Linked DNA regions of Homo sapiens: region 2 is linked to region 1. The links are chromatin loops, found by intact Hi-C in ENCODE. Cell type or tissue: prostate gland. All regions are shown on one strand. Each heading gives the region's core, and the rest is flanking DNA. Links, peaks and the distances in the headings are about the cores only.

Region 1 (10,745 bases), core at 935-8,934:
CATTCTTCACTTTAGCTATCTCTTCATCTAACTTCTGCTTCTGTGCCCTTTGCCAAGCTTCCATCCCCTTTAAGGTTAGGACAGGGAAAGGAGGGAACTCCTTAGCCCCACTCTGGAAGGAAAGTGCAACTAGTCTTGGCGGAGCTTAGGTACGTAACAGTCACCAATGCCAACCATCTTGTTGCCCTTAGCTCCAGTCTGACCATGTCATAACACTGCCCCAGTTGGAAAATTCTAGATTATCCCCTCATAGTCCTTTGCCTCTGGGACCCACATTGACAAGTTCTGCTTCAACAGGATATTTCTACCCACCTTCTCTTTTGCTTTGCACTTTTTTAAATAACCCAACTCTTTAAACCAGATTAGATTTACTGGTTTATTTCTACCTCTACCTGTCATCATCCTAAAAATTTCAAACCAAAACTTATTAATTCAACAGCTGGCAGTCTTCTATGAATGCCCTTGTGTACAGAAATCTATAGAAAGTGCTGGGGAAAGACTCAATAGGAAATAGTTGAAACATGAAGAGACATGAAGTCAATGAATGAAGGTGTGATAATGATCCAATGTAAAGGAAAATAGTTAATAATAGCTATTTTAACTAAACGCTTCCTCTATGCTAGACAGTAAGCTACTCACCATAGCTAAATGTTTTTCATAGATTATTTCATGTAATCCTCACCTGGGCTAAGTTTTATTAAACTCTATTTTACAGACAGCTTAGCAAGCTTCAGTTACATGTTCAAAGTCACAGAACTGGCAAATAGCAGAGGCAGGTTTAGAAAAGAAGCCAACCTTACTCATAAGCATGGGTTCTTTCAAATAAGGTATATACGTTTCCCAACTGAAAGATTGCCTCTAAGCAGTTTCAATTCAATTTTAAGCAGTGGTTCTCAGCCTTGAACTCTTTTGCCTCCCACCCCAGGGAACATTTGGTCATAGCTGGGGATATACTTGGTTGCCACAAATTGTCATACAGTGCTACTGGCATCTGATGAATTGAGGGATGCTACTAAACATTCCACAGTGCTCAGGACAGTACCCCACAACCAAGAATCATCTGGTCCAAAATGCCAACAGTGCTGAGGTTGAGAAATCCTGATTAGGAGGATGGTGGATTTTTAAAGCCACTTCCTAAAAAGCAGGTTGTTGTGTCTATACCTCACTTATGTGCACATTATGTCCCATCACAGATGACAGCAGCCTTCTGAATCTAACTCCCTACCCCCTGGTGAGAAGACGGAAGAGAAGGTTCTTTGGGCTGTGTTGTCTCATCTCAAGCTAGGTGGCTCCTCCTGGAAACCCACTGAGAACATCTGAAAAAAAATCACAAAACCCGAGGACCTCCAGACAGCTGAACCACACAGTTATTGGTTTTTGACTATGTTTTCTATGCTTCCTTATTACTTTTATCTGCCTCCCCCTGCCCTTTTAAATGATTTTACACTTGAAAGCAGCTGCCGTCAAGAAAAAAAAGAACAGATTCAAAAACCAGGCTGTTTTTAAAAGGGAATTTTAAAGCTGACATTGTGCATGTCTGCTCCAAACCACGCCATGACAGATGCAAGAATTATGATTTTTAAATTATTTAAAGGTTTTTTAAATGTATTATACAGAGGAAAAATATTTCACATATAATAGTATATCTATAGCTCTTGCTGATCTCATGTTAAAATTTATCGTATATGAAAGAAGTCTTTAAACATAGAAATCTATTTAAAACTGAAAAACTGTGTTCAAAAATCCAATCTATCAATATCATTAGAAATAATATTATAAGCAAACATATACCACCTCACCTATTGCTTTCTCTGCACTCATTTACATTTAGTCTTCCATTCTGTCAGAATCTAAGAGCTTCAACATAAAAGTATCTTAATTTATAAAGCAACAAAAACCACATATGAAAAGTACTAAAATTTTGTAAATACACAATAATCCTAATACCTTCGTACAAATGCATATGGGCAACTAATTTCTTTTTGATCCAATGATGTCTTTTTCAGCTTCTTGGAGAATGAAGTAATCCAGTTAGGAAATGGTGTAGTAACATATACAATTGCCCTCAAATGTAAAATCAAATATTATTACATTTTGTTCTAATTGAAATCTGAAGCATGGTGTCTGCACATCAGCATAGTGTTAAATCTTATAGGGCATGCTGGAATTAGCTCAGATTATAAAAATATTTAACATTTTACATTGTTAATAAAGTTTTTTAGTTAAGCTAAGCTTGTCTCATTTTAGATGACTATGCAGATAAGATTTTTCCAACGTGTACTTGGTGTCTTGTCTTATGCTTAGACTCTTGAAAGCAGGACACATTAAGCAATACTATATTTTAGAAAGGAGGAAGCCACATGCTTTGTTTTTCTGCTCACAGCTTTGTTGTGATCTTCCTTCACTAAACTTGTAACATGGTACAAATTTTGTTATACCGTCTCCTGTTCTTCCTTTGGCCCATTTCCCAGACAGAATTTCCCATGGGTTGAGAGATCAAGTCTTTGCACTTTTTTTCTTGTTTTCCATAGTCTGAAAAACCTTCAAGTCAGACAGGAGGCACCAGTGTCCAGTACAATAGAAGGATGAGCTAGATGCCGATAAGTGGTTTATCCAAGACACATCTTTAGTCCCAACCCTGTTCTTTACCAATACTTATGTGCACAGGCATTTATATGTATACCAATATTTTTACCTAAAAACTAAATATATTAAGGCCTTTTGCTTTAGTGAAGATGAACTACTGTAATAATTATTGTATTAGGTTGAATTATATGAAATTTCCTATATGTGACTGTTTTGACCTACAAAATGGCAATTTCTTATAGTTCACCCTAATATCCAATGTGGAAATTATACTTGGAATTGTCTTCTAGCTCTTTTGATTGAAAGTGAAAGAATTAAAGGGTTGGAAGAGAACGTTATACAGGTCTCTATTTAGATCATACCAGCTGGTTTTTGGCCTTATTCTTTGAATCTAGAGTTGTGTTCCAAGGAACCAGTAATTAATGCATGGTTATAGGTATACCTGGCTTCAAAAAAAAGAAGTAGCCGTGGAAAGCTATATGAGAAAATCACAATTTTCTGAATCAAATATTTGTAAAACAATTTGGCTATTTAAAGACTCTTAGGGTAAATACTCCCTGGAAAAGCAAGCAATCCAGACTTATCTGGTCTGCAAACCTTGATTTCAGCTTAATATCCTTTCCTGAATCTAATTCATTTTCACCCACTAAGGTCATTTCATTTAAGATCCATTGTTTTTGAAATTTTGAAGTAGCCCAGTTTGGCAGCTCTCAGCACCTGCCTCTGCCCTCTCCTATACTTCAACTATATTGAACTCTAGCTTCAATCTAGTTCCTACTAATCCATGCAAAAGTTATTAACTGATAAGCCCAATCTTGTTCAGCACGTTCTTCTAAATGCCTGACCTAAATAACTTCTGCTTGGTTAACTTGTGTTCATTCTCACCTTAGCCTCAGTGTGAAAGTAACACTTACCTTCTGTGCAATTGTCCTTTGTACAACTGAAGACTGTTAATAAATTCAGGTCTCACCTCCATGTCTGAAAAGGCTATAGTAGCTATTCATGGAGATGGGAATTTGTCTAATTACCTAGCCAGAGTTTGCATATTTAAGGTAATATATTCAGCTACCGTATCTTTTATTCATAGTGCCTGTTTTCCAGCCTTTGATCAGTTTTGTAGTTCCCGTGGATAAACTCCAAGATCTAAAGATCCTCTTTCAGTAGCATATACTAAAATTAAGTTTAGTGCTCAAAACCCTGGTAACCTACACTGGCCCAAGGTTACAGTAGGTAATTCACCGTCTCACATTAGACAGGCCAATGCATCCCTTAGGAGCTGCCCCACTCTCCTCTCACCTACCAAAGGATTTTCTCAGGTGTGGTTCCAAGCGATAAAGTTCTACTGTCTCGGCTTCCTGCTGGTAATTCGCTTTCAGATTAGCAATAACACTGAGCTGATCTCTAGGGTTAAGAAGAGAACATTGAACTCATTTTGTCGCATGTACCCACAGGCTTGAAACAGAAAATGATGTAAACTTTTGTGGCATACATTCACCCATTTTCCCACCATATCTTTACTATCCTGTGTTGATTTTTTTTTCAAATTACAAAGACAATACATGTTCTTTGTGGGAAATCTGAAAAATACTACCAAATAGAAAATAAAAATCACCTGAATTCCACCACGACCACATTGTTTAAAACCACATTTCTGGGTTTTAAATCAGTCAGTGGCTGGGCCCAAAGGCACTTTTGGGTAAGATAAGTGAAGAAATGCCCACAAGGCCAAGGTGTCACTTAAAAAAACAAACAAAAAAAACAAGCCAGAAAAAAAAAATTCTGTCCGCTAATGTTTTGCACGCATCTAGGAGCAGACTCACTGCAAACCTCTGGTTATGCCATTATTCAGGGGTATAAAGAAAGCTTTAGAAGTAGCATAGTCCTGATGCCTCCTCTAATGAGTTAAAGCTCTTGGGGGAAATTCTAAAATTGCCAGACCATTTTGTTTCTCTGTGCTCCTACGAAACCAGTCGGGATACTGAGTGTTTGGCAATACTGCCACCTACTGAAAGCTGAGCTTCAGAGTGAGGTGAAATAAAGACAGAATGTAAAAGCATCTACTTTGTTTTAAACAGCAAACAAATGGACCAGATTAACAATGATCCCATCTGGAATTTAAAACTCTGAAAGTGTCAACATTGAAAGGATTAAGCATATCATCCGGTCAAACTTCCCACCCTACCCACATACCCAGGCAACGTCTATCATTTCTTTGTCTTAGGAATGTCACCAAATACAAAATGCTCAACTTTCAGGTAACCATAGGTAGGATGAGAAAAAGCTGTGATACTATTGGCCTCAGGATAAATTATTAGAATTAAATATATAGACCATAATAGACCTAAGAATATAAAAGAATTGGGTATATTATAAAAATGACATTTCAGATCTATCAGAAAAGTTTGGATTATTAATTTATATTGGGATAGCTGGTTAGCTATTTCTTGAGAGAAATATTAGACCTATACCTCATAATTTTTATCAGAATAAATTCCAGATGAAATAAAGATTTACATATTCAAGCACATAAATAAACATACAACAAGACTAGCAGGCAATGTGAATGGATATTTATATAATTTTAGTGTGAAAGAAGCCTTTCTTTGAGTGACACCAAAGGAAAAAAACAGAAAGAAAGGATGGATGGAATTTGACTGATTAAAAATGCTAAACTCCTATATAGTAAAAAATAACAAACCAAATTGAGAAAACAATATATGCTACAAAAAGTATAGATCTCAAATACATATTAAGAGCTTAAACATCACTACTTTTGGGACATTTCCATGATCTACAATCCCCTTCTCAACCAAGTGTTTCCATTTCATTCTTTCCTTATTGAACGTTTTCATTATTGCTTGTTTAATTGCCTGTTTATCCCTATTAAATTGGAAGTATAAGAAGGCAGCAACCATGTCTATTTTGCTTATTGTTGTATCCATAACACCTAACACAGTGCTACACAAAGCAAATGCTGAAAACATACTTATTGAATGAGTGAATAATGAATGAATAAATGACATTTTATAATTCAAGGAGAATCAAACTTTCCAACAGAAAATTGGACCAAGAACACAAACTGGCAATGCACAATAAACTAAAATAACCTACTAATAATAAATATGAAAAAGTGTTTTAATATACTAGTAATAAAAAATGCAAGTTAATATGATATATTCCTTTTTATATGTCAGAAAGGCAAACGGTATAAAGAATTAAAATTCCCAGGGACAAAAAGGAAGTACAGAAATAAACCTCTTACAGAGTCAACAGGAATGTAAATTGATTCCACCTTTCTGAAAAAATATTTTGGTAATATAGTTTTCCTGCATGCCTAGTAATTCCACTTTAGGGAAATTCTCCTTTAAATGGGTCAGAAAATAAAATGAGCTAAGATGTATTTATTCATTATTCAAAAAGTATATGCAAGAAAGGATGTTTATAGCAGCATTATTTGGATAAGCAGAAAAATGTAAATAAGCCTACTTTATAGGGTTGGTTAAATATGGTACATCCTTTCAATGGAATACTGTGTACCAGTTAAGAATAAGCACCATATGTGTATTTATTGAAATGTACAAGCTATATTGTTAGATGAAAAAGGAAGTTATAGAGGAATATTTATAGTACGATCCCTTTTTAAAAATATATGTATGCATGTGTGCATTAAAGAGTCTGAAAGGATACTTGCCAAAGTGTAAAAGCATTTATCTCTGGGAGGTGAGATTTGGAGCAATTATATTTTCTTTTTGCATATCTGTAACTTCTAATTTTCCACAATGAGCATGTAGTGTCTGTAAAATTTTTCAGGGAATAAACAATGATGTTCACAATATATATTAAATGAAAAACACATGTTATAAAACAGTATGTATAGTATGACACAATATTTGTAAAAAAGAAAATTATATATAAATATATCTATGTATGTATATATATGCATAAGAAAGCTAGAAGGACATACACTAAAATGTTAATAGTAGTTATGGGTAGTGGGATTATGGGTGATTATTTTTTCTTTTTGCTTTTCTGTGTTTTCTAATTTTTCTACAATGAACATGTATTACTTGTGTAATAAAAACTAATAATAAAAGTTTTAAAAAATGAATATGTGAGAGGGACATTTTTGACTCACTACTTGTCTTCATCCTCTTCCCCACCCTATTCCCATCCCCTCCTTGGCTTATTCTTTGTCAAAATATGGGCAGTGGGGATATGGAGAGGAAACAACAGGGCGCCAGAGCTTTTGAGAATAGAAGAGACAGAGAGACACAAAGATGGGTGAGAAGGAAAGAGAGAGAAAGGAAGGAAGGGCCTGGAAAAGAAGGTAAGAGAGAAACAAAACCTGGTAAGTGAAGTCACTAGAGGAAGGAGTAAAACAGATTTAGAAACTTTTTCACTAACAAGAGCAATGTCTTTAAATTTAGCTCAGGGTTTCTGATAGCTACAGCAAGAAAAAGAAATACATTAAGTTAAATAATTTTGTTTTCTAATAAAAGGATACACACACACACACACACACACACACGCACACACATACCCCTACATTCCTGGAGAGATATCTAGAAATGAAATTCTGACAGGAATGTATCCCAAGAAGGTTTTCAAGGGGCAAACTGTTGTGGTCCAGCTGGATGCCAAGGGCTGTACAGTACAGCTTGGAGTTCATAGACTTTCATGTGAATCTCAGATGTGCTGCAACCAAGTACATGCCTATGGCTAGCAGTTCCAGTATCCATTCTCTCCTTTTCTTCTTTAGTAATAGAGAACCCAAAGACACCACTAGTCACCTAAAGTAAGACTCCCATTTCCCAGGCTCCTCTGCATGTGAGTGTGGCTGTATAACTGAATTTGGCCAGAAGTGTATGAGTAGAAGTGCACAATTTCCAGGTAACATTCATTAAATAAAGGGCATGCATTTTCGTGATCTTCTTTTCTTCCCTGTGCAATGAGAACACGAGCGTGGGAACTGAAGCAACCATGCTGGATCCAGAAATGGACACCAACTGAAGATGGCAGAGGTTCCCTATGTCAACCTAAAATAATCAAAATCTAACTTAAAGAGAGTTTCTTGAAGCCCAAGTGGGAAGATGTACCACCCAGAAACACCACCTCCAAAGGAATAGAGTCAGTGTTCGAAAGTAAGGAAATTAAGATTTCATTTCTATAGGCAGAGACAGAGGAGATTTTAGCAGAATTACCTTATTCATACAAGGTTGGCACACATAGCAATTTGCTTATAGGCAGTGTTTCTTTCTGGGAAGGGTACACTTGACACACTCTTACAGAGGGTGTAATAACCATGGGTTTTCTGTCATCTGGTCTAGGCAAAGCAGGACAACAAAGGAGAAATTAATCTAAGAGTCATTAATTAAGAAGGCAGGAGGTTTTGTTCCTGATGTTTAATTCTCTCTAGCCATTGAACCGAACGAGAAAAATAAGAAAGCAAGTTAATCTATAAAACAAGAACAGAGATTGTAACCATATTTGACTCAGATCACAGTCATATCTCTCTCAAGGCTTAAAGTATTTGGTGTTTAATTCTCTCCAGCCAATGAACTAAACAAGAAAAATAAGAAAGCGAGTTAATCTATAATCTAAGAGCAGAGATGGTAACAATATTTAACTCAGATCACAGTCATATCTCTCTCAAGGCTGAAAGTGTTTGGGGGATTCCAATAGCTCTTAAATTTTATTTATTTTCATATCTAGCAGCCCTGGGCCACCTACCTCCATCCTAATACCCACAAAAATAAATAAATAAAGTAATGTCTACCTTGTTTAAGGCATTATGAGGTGCATCTTTGTACAGAAGAGCCTGTTCACTAAATTAATTTCCATATGCCTCAGTTTCCTCATAGTAAAATGGGGATAATAACACCAACATCATAAGAGGTTCAACCAAATAACTGTCTAATTACTTGCTTAGAACTAAAGCTCTTTTATGGAGAAAAAATCAAACAAACAAAACATTGCACGATACCGTACTGGAGAACATTGGGGAAAGGAAAATCTTTTAAAAAGTGTTTTAAATCAAACATTAATTGATTTCCATGTGGAAAAAAATGTAAACTTGACTGCTGCCTCATGTCATGCACAAAAATTAATTCCAAATTGATTACTGATATAAAGTTAAAAAGTAAAAAGTACAGAAGATAATATAGGAGAATATCTTCACACCTGTAGAATTGTGAAATAGTTCCTAACAGGACACACACCACTTTGGAAAACTGTTCAACAATATCTGTTATCTAGAACATTTGTGTACCCTCTGATCTAATAATTTCACTCCTAGATAGAAACCCAACAAAAACATATGTGTGTGTATTCAGACAGGTAAAAGAATATTCATAGCTACATTATTTGCAGCAGCCAAAAACAGTAAACAATTCAAAGATCCATCAATAGAAGCATGGAATGAGCAAATTGTGGTATATTCATGCAGTTGAATGCTATAGAGCAGTAAAAACAAATAAATGAACTACATTACAGCTACTTACAACCATATGAAAGAATATAACCATAACAATGATGAGTGGACAAAAGCTAAGTGTGAAAGAATGCATAGTGCTACAGCAGCCAACATTTACAGCAGCTGAGAGACAATATTATGGCCCCGTGACACAAATCTGGGCAGGCACCACAGCATTTATGACAATTCACCCCTTGCATTGCTCAGATCCACTTGCTTCTCACATTAAATTTGCTCCATCCAGATACAGTTTCTTCTGAATTCTGCTGTCACAATTCCTGGAGCCATAAATAAAAAGAGGGATAGTGGGACAAACCACAGCCCCCACTTATGCATTTGGTCCCAAGATTGTATAGCTGATCCTCATCATCTCCCTATTCTACCACCCATTCTAGAACCCTTCATTCTAGGCTGGCCCTTCTGGGTTGCCTGGTAGAATGGCTAGACCCTCACCAAGGAATATGAGGTCCTGAGGGTTACCATGCTCTTATTGGACTGTGTTTGCTGTTCTTTTTGACTTACAGTTAAACCTGGGTATGAGAATACCAAGAGAGGATGCATCAACCTGAGTGCCAAATATTTACCTGCATCATGATTATTTTGCAGTAGCCCTCTCATGCCATGAAGATCAGGGCCAGCTACCCCTGTCTGTATGATAACTCTTTTATTTGCCTACAAGTTAACTGGCATAAGGAATCTAAAGTGACTTGGTAACAGCTGTAGCTTAAAGTTTAGTGGGACTCATTTTCTCCCCTCTAGGACCCAGGATCTCTAGACCTACAGACACTGAAGTTATAGAAATGGGAAGCATACAGTGGATTACTGAGGCCACTCTTACTTTCAGCCTTTGATTTTTGGGCCCATATATTCTATCTATTGGAGACACAACCATATAGCGACCATTGGTTTAAGGAGAATAGTGCATCCTGGAGGATAACACCCAATGTTACAAGGTATCCTCTCCTTTAAGAGCATGTCATCACTCCATCAGGGTGGAGTATGTCATAGGAACAGTGAATCCAGTAGTCATGTTTTCTCTGATAACGTTTCCTATAAAATGGGACCCTTGGTTTGAGGCAGTGGTATGCAGGATCTTATTTCAGTAGATCACACGTCAGTGAGTCCACAGAGAATGGTGCTGGATGAAGCCCTGCAGACAGTAAGGGCAAACCTGCGTTCAGAAAACAGGTTAATCCTAGTCGGGTAGATGCCGTCAACTTACCATCAAGTGGCAGGTAGTTCCTATCGAGAAATGACATTGTATCATGGGCACAGTGTCAATCTCTGTTACCGATAGGTTGGACATTCAGCAGGCCGAATGTCTGCCAGCCTTGGTGAGAAAGGCTTGCATTAGTTTCCTGTTTTTGCTGTAACAAATTACCACATACTTTGTGGCTAAAAACAATATAAATTTATCAACAGACCATTCTGGAGGTCAGAAATCAGTTTCACTGGTCTAAAATCCAGGGACAGCCAACTTGCATTCCTTCCAGAGGCTCTAGAGAAGGATCTATTTCCTTTCCTTTATAGCTTCTAGAGGCCTCCTGCATTTCTTGGTTCATGGCCCCTTTCTCCATCTTTAGGCCAGCAGTGTAGCATCTTCAATTCTCCTCCCTCTCTGTTTATAACCCCTGCTTCCATCATCACTTCTTCCTTGACTTGGACCTTTCTGCCTCCCTTTTGTAAG
Region 2 (10,745 bases), core at 1,816-9,815, 540 kb before region 1:
AATTAAATCCACGAGTATATAAAAAGAATAATATACCATGAAAAAGTGTTTATTATATCCATCAGTATAATTTGTTACATCAACATGTAACTGTGTATTTAAAGAAAAATGACCACTCACAGAGTTTATTCCAGTAATGTAAGGCTGAATCAACAGCAGGAAATCCAGTAACATAATTCATGGCACCAAAGAAAAGACAAATCCTATATGATTGTATATTGAAAACGTTATTTGATAACATTCAAAGGTTAAATGGATATAGAAAAACTAAACGTACTATTTTAGAAAGCTGTTTGCTCCTCCAAAAGAGAAGTTTTATCTCCTTGAAGTCTGGGTATTTGGTAAAAAATCAAGAAGTTTAAAAAATTATATATTTACCAAAAAAACAAGAGCCAACATTACACTAAAAACAAAATGTTAAAATCAAGAATAAATCAGAAACAACCTTATTGCCATTATTTTTTAATGTGGTTTTAGAAGTTTTAAGCTAAAGCACTGAGACCAGAGTTGAAATAATCAATTCATATAAGTAAGAAATAAAAAACAAGATCCTACATCCCCAACCAAGTGAACAGATCCTCTCTTGGCCAAGGGGACCCCAGGGAAAGCTTGGAAGCTGTGTTCCCAGCAGCCATGACAGGCTGGGAGGTCAGACAGCCTGATTAAACAAACAACTGACCAAGAGATTACTGGATATGGTTTTTAGCACAATATCACATATATCTCTTAGTGATTGTGTTAGCCAATTTGAGTGTTGATTTAGAGATAGATCTGCTCTCTCATCTAGGAGATTTGCAGAGTAGATGATACAAAGCCAATATGGTAGCTCTGTGACATCCTGATGGGAGTACAGGACAAAAGGCACCTCCCTCAGCTATCTGTCCCCACTTTAAAAGAAATCTGTAAAAGTCCCACCCAACAATTCTATTTGCATTTCACTGACTAGATCTGAGTCACTTGGCCATACATATCTGAAAGCAAGGGAAAAAAATGTAATTTTCTATTATAGCTGGCCTCACTGCTACCCCAGGCAAAATTAAGGTTCTGTTGGTAAGGAAGAAAGGAATACAAGACATTGGCTAGGCAACTTGAAGTCTGCCATTCTACTGTAATAAATATAGCACAGTATTAGCATAGCAACAGAGAAATAGCTGGGTAGAACAGAGTAGCAGTCTTGAAATAGATACAAGTATATATGGGAATCAAATTAGATATTATATGTCAGCTTAGAGGGGAAAGATGTTTTGTTTAATACATAAATGGTGCTGGCATAATTGGCCGCTCTGGAGGAAAACAAAGTTAAACACCCATTTTACATAACATATAAAAATAAATTACTAATAGATTTGAAATTTAAATGCAAAAAATAAACATGAAGAAAATTTAGAAAATAAATAATTTTAGAGTGGGAAATGCTTCCTAAGCAGAAAAGGATATGTAAGCATTACACAATTTGAATCCATGAAAATGGAAAATCTATATGGAAAAAGAGGCCATAGACAAACTCTAAAGATGATCAATAGATTTGAAAAAAATAACACATGTGAGAAACACAGGGTTAGTATTTCTAAAGTATCCAAAGCTCCTGCAAAATTTTAAGAAAATCACAAACAACAACATATAAAAATAAGCAAGGAATTAAAAACAGACAACTCATGTAAGAAGAAATTCAAATGGCCAATAAATACATGTAGAAGGAAACATCAGCTGAAAACTAGATGTCAGGGAGATGAAAGGTAAATAAATGAGATGTATTTTCTACCCTGCAGATTAGTCTTGATTAAAGTATGCAAAATCATTTCATGTTGGTGAGGCAGCAGACATTCTCAATATAGCTCATGGGGCTAAAGAGCCATGTATTTTCTTTTTGGGAAGCAATATAGAAAAACCTATTAAAACTATACATATATATATATATATACTCTTTGAGCAAGCATGCTCACTTTTGAAAACCTCTAACAGTTAAAACATCAGTATAGAAGAATATGTTAGAAGATAACACATAGAAATTCCAAGGTTGCTCATAGTGGCAAAAACTGAAAACAATGTGAATGTTAACAGGCACATTGTAAAATAAATGTCATTACCTCCATATTATAAATTATCATGCAACAGCTAAAAAGTGCATGAGATTGAAAAAAAAGTCAGGTTTCAGAGTAAGATATATAAACTATTCCCATTATGGTTTAAAAAAAGGAAGGAAACTCATCCCACAATTGTATATGTGTTTGGTGTATTTGTCCAGACATGATGAATGATGGGGAAGGACACAAATCATATTGTTTACAGCAAAGATTTCAAAGGAGTGGAGCTAGAGATAGGATACAAGGCAGAAAAGTTATTTTGTGTATTCATCTTTGGCCCCTTACTTTCTTCAATGGACATGTATTACTTTTGGGATTTAAAAATTAATTGTGGTTTGACTGCCCATGTCACCAAAGTAATGAAGTTTTGTCAAATAATAATTTTAGTTTTTCCTACAGAAAGAGCTAAACAGATTTTTTTCACCCAACATTTGTACCCTAAAATTGGTTTTACAGGTTGAATTATGTCCCTCCAAAAATATATGTTGAAGTCCTAACCCGCAGTACCTCAGCATGTGTCTTTATTTAGAAATTGGGTCATTGCAAGCATAATTAAGATGAGGTCATATTGGAGAAGGGTGGGCCCCTAATCCAATATCACTAGTGCCTTTATTGGAAGATAGCCGTGTAAAGAAAGAAAGGAAAACTGAAAGAATGGCATGTGGAGATGGAGGCAGAGACTGGAATGATGTCAACTGGTGTTCCTATGAGTCAAGCAACACCAAGGATTGCTAGCCATCACCAGAAGCCATGGAACATAGATTCTCCCTCTTAGAACCCTCAGGAAAAATTAACCCTGCTGACACCTTGATTTTGAATGTCCAGCATCCAGAATTGTGAAAGAATAAATTTCTGTTATTTTAAGCCACCTGGTTTGTGGTATTGTTATGGTAGCCCTAAGAAATGAATACAATGGGTAAATCTGTTTCTTAACTACCAGCATATTTCAATGCATATGAGAAGCATAATCAATGGATTTTCTTTACATTCAAGGAATATAAGTTGTTTCTAGAAACAAAGATTCTCAGTGGCTTGCTTTGAAAATTCTTATTAGAAACTCTATATAAGACAGTTCTAACTTCATTTTCAGCTCATATAAGAAAAAGAAAAGATCTTCAAGAAACATATTCCCAAAACAATGATTCTATAAGTTCAGCATCATATAATGTTACTATTTAAAATTATCTTAAAGACTGTATTCTAGTTTAGCTTAACTGGATAGAACTATTTAATGTGTACCCTCCCTCTACTGCTAGGCACTGTGATTGAGGCTTAGGATATAAGAATAAACAAGATAGATTCATTGATTTAGGATGCTTACAACCTAGTGGAGAACACAGTGCTATGGCAGGGATAAGAATAGTAGGAGATGGGAGAATGGCCACAGCAGAGGGTTGAAGTGAAAATTTTTAGGGAAGATTTCCTCTAAAGAAAGTAACATCTAGGCTGAAACTCAAAAAAAAAAAAAAAAAATAGAGACAAGCAAGTGAATGGGGACGCATTGAAGGGAAGTGTATTCTAAGTGCAGGGGTCAACATGTGCAACTACTAAATGATAGTTTAGCTACTAGAGGTTACAGTGCATAGCCCACTACAGGAATGTCATTTCACAGTGGTGAGAACACAGAGTGTGCTGGAAGACATAGTGAGTTAAGGCTGAAAATTAATTGCAACTTTGTAAACTGTGTTAAAGATTTTAGACTTTATCCTGAGGGTGGCAGAGGGAACAAACCTGAGAAAAGTAATCCAGGCAAAAAAGGTTGGTGCTGGAACTAGGAAGTAACAGCAAGGACAGAAAATACTGAGTAGATGAAAATAGGGTTGGAAAATAGAATTGGTTTGATAATTGAATGGGAGAGTGTGGAAAAGGGAAGGATGAAGGTCAGCTTTTTGGCTAGGGCATCAGGATGAATACTGAAGCCATTTCCAGGAAAGATGTATAAAGTATGAGGGCTGGAGGATGAGGTCAGACATCCCTGAAAAACAATCGAACATCTGGCAGAGAAGGAGACTTAAAAGACATGAAGAAGAGAGTGCCGGAGAGAAAAGAGGAAACCCAGAAAGATATTGCACTTGAAAACTGGAGACACAATGTTCCAGGAAAAAGTGAATGGTCCACAGTATAGATTGTTTTCAAAAGGTCCATTAAATAAGAATTGAGCATGTTTATTGGATTTAGCAAGAAAATGTTGGCTAGTCACCCTAGCAAGAGCAGTTTTAATGGAGTAGTAGGAATAGAAATCAGATTGTTGTGGGCTGAATAGTGAAAAGGAGGGGAAACCAAGAAACAGAAGCTTCAGTTTTAGCAAAGAGGAAAAGCAGCTAGGTTCTGATTGCAAGAGGCTAAGTAAGTTTGTAGATTGCTGGTAGATCAAGTTTGGTGGCTCCCTTTACATGGGGGGAAACCAAGTTACAGAGAAATGATAGCAAATGTTTATCTCTAAAGAGGTATATCAGTTATCATGTTGCATTGAAATTTTAGTACTTCCTTTATACTTTTTTGCATTTCATGTTATTGTATTTTTATAAATTTAAGGAGTACAGGTGCCATTTTGTTACGTGGATATATTACATGGGGTAAAGTCTGGGCTTTTAGTGTAACCATCACCTGAATAATTCATATTGTAGCCATTAAGTAATTTCTCATCTCTCAGGCCCCTCCCACCCTTCCTCCCTTCATGTCCAATGTGTATTATTCCACAGTCTATGTCCATGTATACACATTATTTAGCTCCCACTTATAAGTGAGAACACGTGGTATTTAACTTTCGGTGTCTGAGTTGTTTCACTTAATATAATGGCCTCCAGTTCCATGTACGTTGCTGCAAAAGATATGATTTTATTCTTTTTTTATGACTGAATAGTATTCCATTGTTGATATCTGCCACATTTTAAATTCAATCATCCATTGATGGACACTCAAGTTGATTGCATATCTTTGCTATTATGAATAGTGCTGCAATAAACATACAAGTACAGGTATCTTTTTGATATAATGGTTTCTTTTCCTTTAGGTAGATACCCAGTAGTGGGATTGCTAGATAGAATGCTAGTTCTATTTTTAGTTCTTTGAGAAACCCCCCTACTGTTTTCCATAGAGGTTGTACTAGTTGACATTCCCACCAACAGTGTGTAAGCATTCCCTTTTCTCTGCATCCTTGCCAACATCTGTTAATTTTTTGTCTTTTAAATATGTGCTTCCTTTATGTTGTAAAAATATTATTGTATGGACCAATGAGTCAGTCAAGGTTATGTATTAAGTATATTTTTTGAAGTATATACTTTCCTTTCAAAGAATTTGAATTCCAAGGAAGGAAAAAAGACAAAATGTTCCACACCCAAAAGTGACAGAAGCAGGTCTCCAAATTGTACAGGGAAGGTTATAAGATACTAAACAGTGCCTAAAATGAAATGAAGGCTATCAGGTTCTATAAATGTCTGGTGTGTGTTATCCGAAATCAAGTAGGAATAGTCTACAATTCAAACTAATAATAAAAACACATGCCAGGTGCAGTGGCTCACGCCTATAATCCCAGCTGTTTGAGAGGCCTAAGTAGGAGGATCTCTTGAGCCCAGGAGTGTGAGAACTGCCTTGGCAACATAGATCTCATCTCTACAAAAAAAAAAAAAAAAATATATATATATATATATATATATATATATATATATATATATATATATATATAGCTGAGCTTGGTGGTGTGTGCCTATGGTCCCACATACTTAGGAGGCTGAGATGGGAGGACTGCTTGAGCCCAGGAGGTCAAGGCTGCAGTGACCCTGGGTGACAGAGTAAGACCCTGTCTCAAAATAATAATAATAACAATAACAACAACAATAATAAACCTGATATGGTGTTTCCTGCTTTCAAAGGCTTTTGGGGGCAATCTCCTAAAGTACCAGCAGGTGGGGATATTACAAAAGAGGACGGCAATCACAACAGTGACTTGTTGTCATCACCAACATACAGGAATGAGATGTTAACAGATCAGCAATGGTGGTACCTCCTAAGCATACCTCCAAGTACGCTCCAGGAAATATGACCTTCCTCACTATCCCTAAGAAAAGAGGTTTCCTTTTCTTTGAAATATGTGATACAGTGATTGAGTTGAGTGAAACAATTATTAGTGTGTTTTGGTTTCCCTCATCTCAAATTTTGGAAATGTGGTTACATCATTTTTATAATTAATAATATATGTATAAATTAAGAGGATACAAATGCAATCAGTTACCCCCAAACACACTGTACTTCCAGAGATTAGTTTTAAAATAAAATATGTATTGGCTGGGCTTGGTGGCTCACGCCTGTAATCCCAGCACTTTGGGAAGCTGAGGCGGGCAGATCACTTGAGGCCAGGAGTTCGAGACCAGCCTGGCCAACATAGTGAGACCCTGTCTCTACTAAAAATACAAAAAATTAGCTGAGCATGGTGATGCATGCCTGAAATCCCAGCTATTCAGGAGGCTGAGGCAGGATAATTGCTTGAACCCAGGAGGTGGATGTTGCAGTGAGCCAAGATCATGCCACTGCACTCCAGCCTGGGCGACAGAGCAAGACCCTGTCTCAAATATATATATATCAATATAAATATTTTATTAAATATATATCTTATCAAATATATATATCTTATCAAATATATATATATATACACACACACACATATATATATTTTTTAAGGTAAATTCTGGTGTTTCCAATCTGTGGGATTAGAATTGTTCATAGATGTATGGCATCTATAACAACAAACTTCTACAGGGATGTTTAGGAGGGATTTTTTGTTTAATTTTGTTTTGTTAGTTGTTTGTTGCCTTGCCTAATAGTTCCTATATAATTTCATGTTAAATATAATTGCACTTGGCTGTCTAAGAGTTTGACGGGCTGATTTATAAACATAATTTCATTGGTTTGTTGATTGGTTGGATGGGTGGGTGTTTAGGGGCTTATAGATTGATATTTTTCTGAAATCAGTTTCTGGGTTTACAAGTAATATTTTGAATGTGCCAATTTTGTGTAACATTTTGAGGGAAGGATTTCTGGAACTACCCTAATTTAATGATAAATAGGCCTAGTAAATTATTGCCTGAAATTATTTTGTGTATGAAAAGGCAACTACCAGCAAAAGCATTCTAAAGACAAAAAAAAAAAACTAAGACTTTTTAGTGAATATAAACATGTACACATACATTTTGTAAAATCAAATTTATTTTATGGATTAACTTTCTACTGTCCCCCTTTATTTTAAGGGCACAATAATCATCTCCTGTTTAATACTTCTAAACCTGATTTTCTTAAGAATTGGCTCTTTCTCATCTTATAGACCTCAGGCCTTCTCATTAGGAGATTGCACAGAAAATGTAATCCTAGGAAAAGTAAAAAGACAGAGGATTTCATTCAACCATTGGGGTCTATTAAGAAATAAGTTTTTTTTTGGGAGGCCGAGGCAGGCGGATCTTGAGGTCAGGAGTTCAAGGCCAGCCTGGCCAACATAGTAAAACCCTGTCTCTACTGAAAATACAAAAAAAATTAGCCGGGCATGGTGGCAGGTGCCTGTAATCCCAGCTACTCAGGAGGCTGAGGCAGGAGAATTGCTTGAACCAGGAGGCGGAGGTTGCAGTGAGTGGAGATCGTGCTACTGCGCTCCAGCCTGGCTGACAGTGTAAAACTCTGTCTCAAATTTTAAAAAATAAAATAAAATAAAAATAAGTTTTTAAACTAAATACTGTTTTTATAAGAAGAGCAATGCCAAGCGCTAAAAGGTACAGCAGTTGAAAACCTTGCTAACTTTGTCTCTTGACAGCCTTTCATAGCATGGCTTATCTGATATGGTGTCTAACATTAAAAGTTCTTTGACCATACACAGAGTATGGAATGTCCATATTACAGGCAGTGGAGAAAAACATTGCTTGTGCACCCTGCAAACTTCTCTATCTGAAATGGGAGCACAGACTAATATCTGGGCCAGCCGTTGTTCAGCCTTGCTTGATCAAACATAGCAATTACGTGAAATTGGGGTAATGAGGCTGCTGCCAGCCAACCGGGGCATATTTTATTACATCTAGTTTTCAAAGAAGGTAGAATTAATATATCAAAGCAAATCAGTGTTTGAATATGGCTTTATTTTTTTTCTTATCTAAGAAGTTATTTTGGTCTTTTAGTCTCCTGTGATCTTTATTCTGAGCTACTGTCTACATTGTAAGCCCTGTCTCAGAAATTGTACCCACACTTTGTACAGGAGATACTGTTTCCTACTTTGAAGCCTCTATGAAAACCGTTAAGACCTGAGTAATGATGTTAAGTTCATGCTGACTCTCAGTGTCAAAGACAGGTTTAAAACAAGTTATCTTAAAGCCTGTGATTTTACCATTTACATTTCACTCTTTGGCATCTGTCAATGAATGTTTTCTTTCCAAACCAGAAGGGTAAAAAACGAAATTCCTTTTAAAAGATAAATTACCCCTTATATTCAATCTCACCAAAACTACAATGTTTGGCTTCTATTTGTCACCTGAAGAAGGCAGTTCCCTGGTATTTTCACCCTACGATTTAGCTGAAGCATTCGCACTTACGCACCGTATAGATAAAGCAAGTTCCTACAGAATTCAGGCAAAAGATTATTTCTTTGCCTCAATTTCATCAGATGAGTGCTTTGGACTATGGATTTTGAGGATATTACCACAAAATCATTTTCTAAACCACCTTATGTTCTGTTTAAATGTGCTTTAAATGTTATATTCCGTGGAAGTTTATAATCCCTTGAGGGGAGGTAACAATCAGAGTAGTCTAATTCTACATCATTTGATCGAGGGATTAACTACTTGTATCTTAAATACTAGATAATTGAACGGAAAGGAAAACTTGCAACCATTTAGAAGTCAGCTGGTCGGGAAACCACCGATGGAGAAATTACAGAGTGTGGAGAGGTTTCCATGAGTAGAAACAGCTGCAGTGCCTTTTTAACATCAGAACTGAATAATGCCCGGAAAAGTTTCATGTTATGCAATGTGAGGCATTATTTCTAACATTCTGAAATAGATCTTGTGGTTTGAATATTTGTGCAGGACCACATAGTAGTACAGTAAATGAATGGAGCATTAGAAAGGAAAACATAAATTATAATAGTAATTTCTGGCCGGGCGAGTTGGCTCACGCCTGTAATCCCAGCACTTTGGGAGGCCGAGGCGGGCGGATCACGAGGTCAGGAGATAGAGACCATCCTGGCTAACAAGGTGAAACCCCCGTCTCTACTAAAAATACAAAAAAAAATTAGCCGGGCGCAGTGGCGGGCGCCTGCAGTTCCAGCTACTTGGGAGGCTAAGGCCGAAGAATGGCGTGAACCCGGGAGGCGGAGCTTGCAGTGAGCCTAGACCGCGCCACTGCACCCCAGCCTGGGCGACAGAGCAAAACTCCGTCTAAAAAAAAAAAAAAAAAAGAAATTTCTAAAGCTTACATGTTACATGTTATTTGTCAGGGACTATTGTGAGCGTTTTACATATACATGTTTTAGTTCATTTAATTCCCACAAACACTCTTTTTTTTTTTGTTTTTGTTTGGTTGTTTTTTTCTTCTTTTTTTTTTTTTTTTTTTTTTTTTGAGATGTAGTCTTGCTCTGTCGCCCAGGCTGGAGTGCAGTGACGTGACCTCGGCTCACTGCAACCTCCGCCTCCCGGCTTCAAGGGATTCTTCTACCTCAAGCCTCCGGAGTAGCTGGGACTATAGGCTCGAGCGCCACCACTCCCAGCTAATTTTTGTATTTTTAATAGAGACCAGGTTTCATCATATTGGCCAGGCTGGTTTCGAATTTCTGACCTTGTGATCCGCCCGCCTTGGCCTCCCAAAGTGCTGGGATTACAGGCGTGAGCCACCGTGCCCGGCCCCACATTACTCTTACAAAATAATTTTATGCTCAGATGCAGTGGCTCACACCTGTAATCTCAGAACTTTGCGAGGCTGAGGTGGGCAGATCGCTTGAGCTCAAGAGTTTGAAACCAACCTGGGCAACATGGCAAAACCCCATCTCTACCAAAAAAACAAAAACTAGCCAGGCATGGTAGTATGACCTTGTAGTCCCAGCTACCAAGGAGCCTGAGGTGGGAAGATCACTGGAGCCCAGGAAGTTGAGTCTGCCATGAGCCATGATAGCACCAGTGCGCTCCAGCCTAGGCAACAGTGAGACCCTGTCTCAAAAATAATAACAATAACAATTTCTATTGTTACTTCAATTTCTTTCATTTTTTAAAATTTGACATATGATGTACACACAGAAAAATGAGTTTGGACAAATACAAGATATAGAATAAAACAATTCATCATCCCAAAAATCACTTCGTGCCTCGTCCCTGAATCACCATCTCCAGTGATAACCATCTTTCTAATTTCTATCACTGGACTTTAGTTTACTGTTAGAGAAGTACATGTAAATGAAATGATACAGTTTGAACTGTTTTTTGTCTGCCTTCTTTTGCCTGAATTTTTTTTTTTTTTTTTTTTTTTTTTTTGAGATAAGAGTCTCACTCTGTTGCCCAGACTGGAGTGCAGTGGCGCAATCTCGGCTCACTGCAACCTCCGCCTCCCGGGTTCAAGTGATTCCTCTGCCTCAGCCTCCCGAGTAGCTGGGACTACAGGCGCACACCACCATGCCCGGCTAATTTTTGTATTTTTTAG

What was found. A loop is a pair of places that touch in the nucleus more often than their neighbours do. Peaks named below come from ENCODE experiments on the same cell type or tissue, not always from the same donor. Only the 100,000 strongest peaks of a DNase experiment are listed, where the experiment ranks them.
Region 2: a loop joins it to region 1, with 4 times the contacts of the local background. A loop is called at or near these places in 29 of 110 quality-filtered maps.

Annotation. Positions count from the first base shown.
Region 1 is chr5:64,607,968-64,618,712 of GRCh38, forward strand. It overlaps RGS7BP (regulator of G protein signaling 7 binding protein), which reads left to right. Exons shown (of 6, transcript NM_001029875.3): 6 at 1,194-4,352. The coding sequence ends at 1,285. Among named protein-coding and RNA genes, the nearest start is that of SHISAL2B, 77 kb to the right of the region's middle. In prostate gland, for the core only: a CTCF peak has its summit at 4,598 (motif pointing left); a DNase peak (open chromatin) is centred at 4,574.
Region 2 is chr5:64,068,736-64,079,480 of GRCh38, forward strand. No RefSeq gene overlaps it. Among named protein-coding and RNA genes, the nearest start is that of RNF180, 92 kb to the right of the region's middle. In prostate gland, for the core only: a CTCF peak has its summit at 5,993 (motif pointing right); no DNase peak of the experiment used is centred there.